2 separate regions of the Homo sapiens genome follow, and region 2 is linked to region 1. A link is a loop called in an ENCODE intact Hi-C map of the cell type or tissue named here. Cell type or tissue: B cell. All regions are shown on one strand. Links, peaks and the distances in the headings refer to the core of each region. The heading gives the core; the rest is flanking DNA.

What was found. Peaks named below come from ENCODE experiments on the same cell type or tissue, not always from the same donor. Only the 100,000 strongest peaks of a DNase experiment are listed, where the experiment ranks them.
Region 2: it touches region 1 in a loop (2.2-fold over the local background); 2 of 110 quality-filtered maps call a loop at or near these places.

Annotation. Positions count from the first base shown.
Region 1 is chr3:66,392,938-66,395,861 of GRCh38, forward strand. It overlaps LRIG1 (leucine rich repeats and immunoglobulin like domains 1), which reads right to left. Exons shown (of 19, transcript NM_015541.3): 12 at 1,103-1,266. Among named protein-coding and RNA genes, the nearest start is that of LRIG1, 110 kb to the right of the region's middle. RefSeq lists an enhancer at 671-720. In B cell, for the core only: no CTCF peak of the experiment used is centred there; a DNase peak (open chromatin) is centred at 1,314; H3K4me3 peaks cover 1,199 bases; H3K27ac peaks cover 1,763 bases.
Region 2 is chr3:66,335,935-66,338,858 of GRCh38, forward strand. All of the region lies in intron 5 of SLC25A26 (solute carrier family 25 member 26), which reads left to right. Among named protein-coding and RNA genes, the nearest start is that of SLC25A26, 120 kb to the left of the region's middle. In B cell, for the core only: no CTCF peak of the experiment used is centred there; no DNase peak of the experiment used is centred there.

The DNA of each region.
Region 1 (2,924 bases), core at 139-2,638:
ATGAAAAGTCAGTTTGGAGAGCTGCTGCCATGTTCGCAGTGGGTTTAAGACGTGTCCCTGGTCTGGATCCAGAGGAAGTTCAGCAGGCCTGTTCTCAAAAGTGGTGATGGTGAAGGTAGGGGTGGATGCATGGAGAGGGCACACACATCTTGCCTCCAGCAGGCACACTGGCTACTCCAGCAGGCACAATGGCTATTGCTATGGCCAGAAAGTAGGAGACAGAAGTGGCCCACAAGGGTTGCCATATGGATGGGTGAGTTCCTGGTTAGGATCCTCACAGCAGGGATCTCAAGGCTCAAGGGAGACCAGTGAGCACAAAAGGCAGGAGGGACTTAACACCTGCCCAGCAGTTCCAGTCAGGCCTGGGAATCCCACTCTTGCTCCTGCTTAGAGCAAGCAAACAGGAAAAACTCAAAATTCATCTCATTTTTTGACCATGTCTTCCTGACCGTGAGCCTGTGTCAGTCCTGTCTGAGCTAGCCTGCGTGTGTGTTTTCAGCTGTTCAGCATTTTCTGTGCTCTCTGCAACCAAACTTGGATCCCGACTCCCAGTCAAAAAGATGGCAAGAGCTACGCTCCAGGAATCAGAAGGCAAAAAGAATGTAAAGCTGCAAGTGCAGATTTCAGTGGTTTGGAGAAACAGCAAGAGTACAAGTCAACATCAAGGAATTATTTTTACTACAGCAACTGTTCTCCTGAGACTTGTTCTTCCTGTATTTAACCTTTCATTCTTGGGGTCGGAAAGAAACACACATTAAAACGCCAGCCTCGTACGCGGAGTACATTCGCAGCTAAACCCGGGCACCAGAGCCCTTCTGAAACAACAGAACTATCTTCCTGTAACTGATTATTCTGATTTGTAACTGAACCAACTTATACTCCCTTCTGATTAAATGCATGTCCTCCAAGAACCACATAATGAGGCAACTCTACGGTAAATACTGTGTGTGGTTTCAGCAAGAAATAAATTGCATCCAGCAGCTGATCTGTAACCACGGGCTGGGGTTTACTCTGATCACAGGAATTACTCCCATAATGAAGAGTACCTCCTGGCTTCCTTGTCCTTCATGAAGGAGAGAAAAAGTTACAAAGACAGTCTTACCGCACACGAAACTCTCTGGTGGCACAGAGAAAATGCTCTGACCCTTCAGTGATTCTGGGTGGGCACAGGTGGCTGTCACAAAGGCCTGCAGCATCCTGCCAATTAGCCACGGGGGCAGCCACTTCAGCTGGCAGTCACACAGGAAGCTGTCGCTGCTGATATGGCTGAAAGAAACACAACAGTGGATGCTTCAGGTGCAGCCGCAAAGGAGGGACACTCCCTTCACACACACAATGATCAGTCGCCTCCAATCAGCTTCTCAAGTGAACATCAGCAAGCTGGAAGGGGGAAATGGTTTTTCTCACACTTCCTCTCCAATTTCCCAGGGCAGTGCATATAACCCACCTGGAGATTTTGAAAAAATGCAGTTGCTGATTGGGTGGGTCAGGAGTGGAACCCACGACTCTGCTAACAAGTTCACGTATCATGCTGGGGCTGCTGACCCAAGGACCGCAACTGGAGCAGCAGCAACGTGGAGCTTATCCATGCCATGTTCTGGGACAGACACTGTTCCTGTGTGACCCTGGGCTGCCTTCTGACCTCTCCTGACCTCTGATACATCCAACAGTGCTATGCTGCCACCATCCCCCCTCTGGTTTTTCCCACTTTCCTGATAAACTACTTGGAGCTTCCAAACTCGGCCTGAGACTTTGATCCAAATTCTGCAACAAGTTCCGAGGAGGGCTCTTTTGCCTCATGGCTGTTCCTTTTCCATTTGGCAAAGCTGCATGTTTTCTTACTTCCAAATGTAATAAGCCCCGTCACTGTGCCACCCTCTTGTTTGTGCCTTGATCTTTGCACCAGTATTCTTCAGGGGGCCGGCAGAATTCGGCTCTGCTCCCTAAATAGTGCTTGTTAGTTAATTGCCACTGCCCAGGGAGCATGAGAATGCACAACTTTAGCTTTGTGGGGCTCCAACCAAAACAGAGAATATTTTCTTTTTCATTTCTCAGCAACTAAGGATAAGCTTTTTAAACAGAAATCGGAATCGCCATCTCAGCGGACATTCCTTCCTGAGGAGTCACTTGAAGATAAGTCAACCAAGAGTCTAGCTGCCTTGTTCCTGGAAGACCTCAGAGCTGTGAGCTAAAGAATGATGGCTGGCCCACGATAAGGGAAGACTGGGAAAGAGAGCACACAGGCTTCCCTGCAATACACTGTCTCTGGTACATGGTGACAAACAGGAGGCACAGGTATGCGCAGAAATTCCAAAAACATCATGCAGGCCAAGAGCACGACTTTGGCTGCCTTCTCCACCCACCACTGTCCTCAGACATCAACAAAGCAACCAAATGGACTGGCCTTCCATTTTCTTCTGTTTCTCTCCAGATTTCTAATGAGCAGAGAAACTGTCACAGCAAGGAAGAATGAAGTGTAAGCAGATGACCCAAGGCTAAATTAAGTAAAATCCACTCTTCCTCATGTTCCCCATCACCCCTAGATGAGTTGGGCATCTTATTAAAATAATTATAATTTTGGAAAGTGCTTTTCCAAAAACAGAAATAACTTATCTCAAGGCCATTATAACTGGGATGCTGGCCCATATTAGATCTTAAAATCAGCATGAGAGTTTGCATTTTTATTTCACGGGCAGGTAGCGTTCTGCTGAGAGCCATCTGGAGGGCTGTCCTACTGTGGAGTCACTGCAGGTGGCGGAAGGGCTGTAACGGCCATCCCTGAGGAAATGGTCAATTCCCATGCAGTGTTTGGGGAGGGCAGCTCCCAGGAGTGCACCCTGCATGGGGGTCAGGGCTGGCTGCGCCAGGCATGGGGGGAACTCAGCCTGGATGGAGAACTCTCCGCTGTCAGAAGCACCTCCAGC
Region 2 (2,924 bases), core at 321-2,820, 57 kb before region 1:
GAGTAGGCAGGTGAGAAAGGAGGAAGCTATGGAGCTGTTCACAGGGCCTTAACCACCCAACAAGCTGCTTTTTATTAATGTTTTTCATGATTCTTTTCTAATTGTAATTTTGCGTAAATGCACAGAGGATGTATCTATACAAATGATTTGAATATTAGATGAGAACCTTTCTTGTTCCTGGCTAGGTTTTAAAATGTTATTTTTTAGAATTTGGGAAACCATCAATTAAAACATCTTTGGTACCAGAAAAATTGCTCAGAAATAGGGAAAGCCTGGATAAATAAGCATATGCCTTTGTTAACAAGGACATTTGATAGAATAATAAGTAAAATAAAATCTACCTTTTATTGTTGTGTTTCTTGACGCATTGGTCATTCATTTTTCCTCTCCCCTCTTTGTTATCTCAGTAAAGAGATGCTAAAATGTGCTGCTGAAAGGGAAGGAAAGTTGGGGGTGGGAAAGACAATGGAACTGTACACAGTGATGTCATTCTCAGCTGCAAGAAAAAAATCTTAAGGCAACCGGATTATATTTGATAAAAGATTAAAGTTGCATGCAAATTCTAACTAAAAACATCTGTTTCCTGACCCTGTGCGAGTTCTAACGTTTTGATAGGAATTCTGGTTTTGGAATTTCTGAGTCTTAAGTTTACCTTCCTCAACTACTGCCTGGCTATTTTCTTAAAGGACTGAAGTCAGTACTGCTTAACATACTGGAAATGACTGTGAATAACCAAAAATGAACTTCCTGGATTGCTTCTTACATACAAGAAGTTTTCAGGTTTCATGAACAAGAATCATCCTGATTGCCGAGTGACAACTTTAAAAATTGTGGTGTGATACAGAGTTCATTCCAGGAAGCCAATGAAAATAAGTGGAACATATGTATATGTGTGTGTGTGTAGAATTAGTAATAGATTTTTAAGAACTTTTCAAGTGTTCCTGCTTTTATTAAGAACCTCAACTAGCAAAAATTGTTCCTTTTTAAAACTTTATTTTTAGGTGAGGTACAACTTGTATCTACTGTGACATCGTATTTTATATTTTGCTAAATCAGACATGTGTTGGAAAATCTTGATACCATAATTGCACTGTATCAGTAATGCTTACAGACTCCTGGAAATAGGATGAAATCTAAAAGCAAATATTGAACATTAGCTAGGGGATCAGTTTAAATTGAATTTTGCATTACAGTCACTCACTTCAACTGTGAAAGCCAGTGTAATTTTGTGATTTTTCATTTTGATTGATTTGTTAAACTTGATACCCAACAGCAGCAGATTTCTTTGTGTTCTGATATACCCAGATGTTCACACTGGGCATTTTCTAAGGATGACTGTACTGTGAAAATGTTAACGCTTGGTCTTAGCCTACCATGTTAGTGTGAGGTATGTTGAGGAATATTTACAGACTGTATGATACAGCTAGAATGTCCTACACATTAGAAATGATTGATTAAACAAAAGTTGTGTTTTATGAGGAAGAAAAATAGAAATAAGCCATCAATGAGGGACAGTTAAATATTATGAAATTCTCTGCATTAGAAAGAATGATAGATCTATTAATATATTAATCAACATGGAAATATCTAAGATATTGTTTAGGGGGAAAAAATCAAATTTTGGAACACATGCTAATGTTTAAAACAAACCCCCAGAAATTAAAACCTAAAACTAAATGTGTTGAGATAAATCAGAAGATTTATTCCAAATTGTTAATGACAGTTAACTTTGGTTGAACTTCTGTATATTAATTTTAATAATGCAAATGTAGTCATGCTTTACACATACACTTATTTTTTATTATGGAAAATTTCAGATGTACAGAAAGTAAACAGAGTTTATAATATAATGAACCATGCAGTACCCATCACCAACCTGCAAAAGCTATCAATATTCTGCCATTTTTATTTCATTTATGTCTATGCTCATTCTTCACCTTGACTACTATTATATTTTTTACAGTACATTTTTAGGTAAAATTCATATATATTGAAATGCACAAATTATATATGTACACTTTTGACAAATGTATAGTCGTGTAATCCCCATATCCTTATGATATTGAATATTTCCCTATTCCCAGAAAGTTCTCTCATCTTCAGTCCCATTCTGCCTGCCCAGGTTATTTTTGCCTTTTCTGGAATTTTATATGAATAGAATCATATAGTCTGCACTCTTTTTGTTTCTTCTTTTGCTCAGTATAACCTGTGTAAGGGTTGTCCATGTTACAGCAATGTATCAATAATTTTTTTCATTGTATTACTAATATTCCTTTATATGAATACACCACAATTTGTTTAGCCCTTCTCTTATTGATGGACGTTAGCTGTTGTGATTAAAGCTGTTGTGACATTAATGTATAAATCTTTTTGTGGACATATATTGTCATTGCTCTTGGATAAATACCTAGGAGTAAAATTTCTCTTTCAAAAAACCACCTTTCAAAGTTGTACGTTCCCACTAGCAAAGTATGAAAGTTGTGGTTGCTCCATATCCTTTCAGTTGTTTGGTTTTCTCAGTCTTTTGATTTCTGCCATTTTAGTGGATAACAGCACCTCATTGCGGCTTCTAAAAAAAAATTTTTATATCGTGGTAAAATTGCCACTACCATAATCATAATATTTGCCATTTTAAACATTTAAAGTGTAAGATTCAGTATCATTAATTACATTCACAGTGTTGTGTAACAGTCATTACTATCTATTCCTAAAACCTTTTTATCACTTCAGACAGAAAGGTTGTATCATTAAGTACAGAGCTTCCTGCTTTCCCCTTCCCCTAGCCAAACTACAGCTTCTAACGCAGTTCCCACACAAACTACAACTTCTAATGTAGCTTCTATCTCTATGAATTTGCCTGTTCTAGATATTTCATATGATTATAATCATACATTAGTTGTTCTTTTATGTCTGGCTTATTTTAC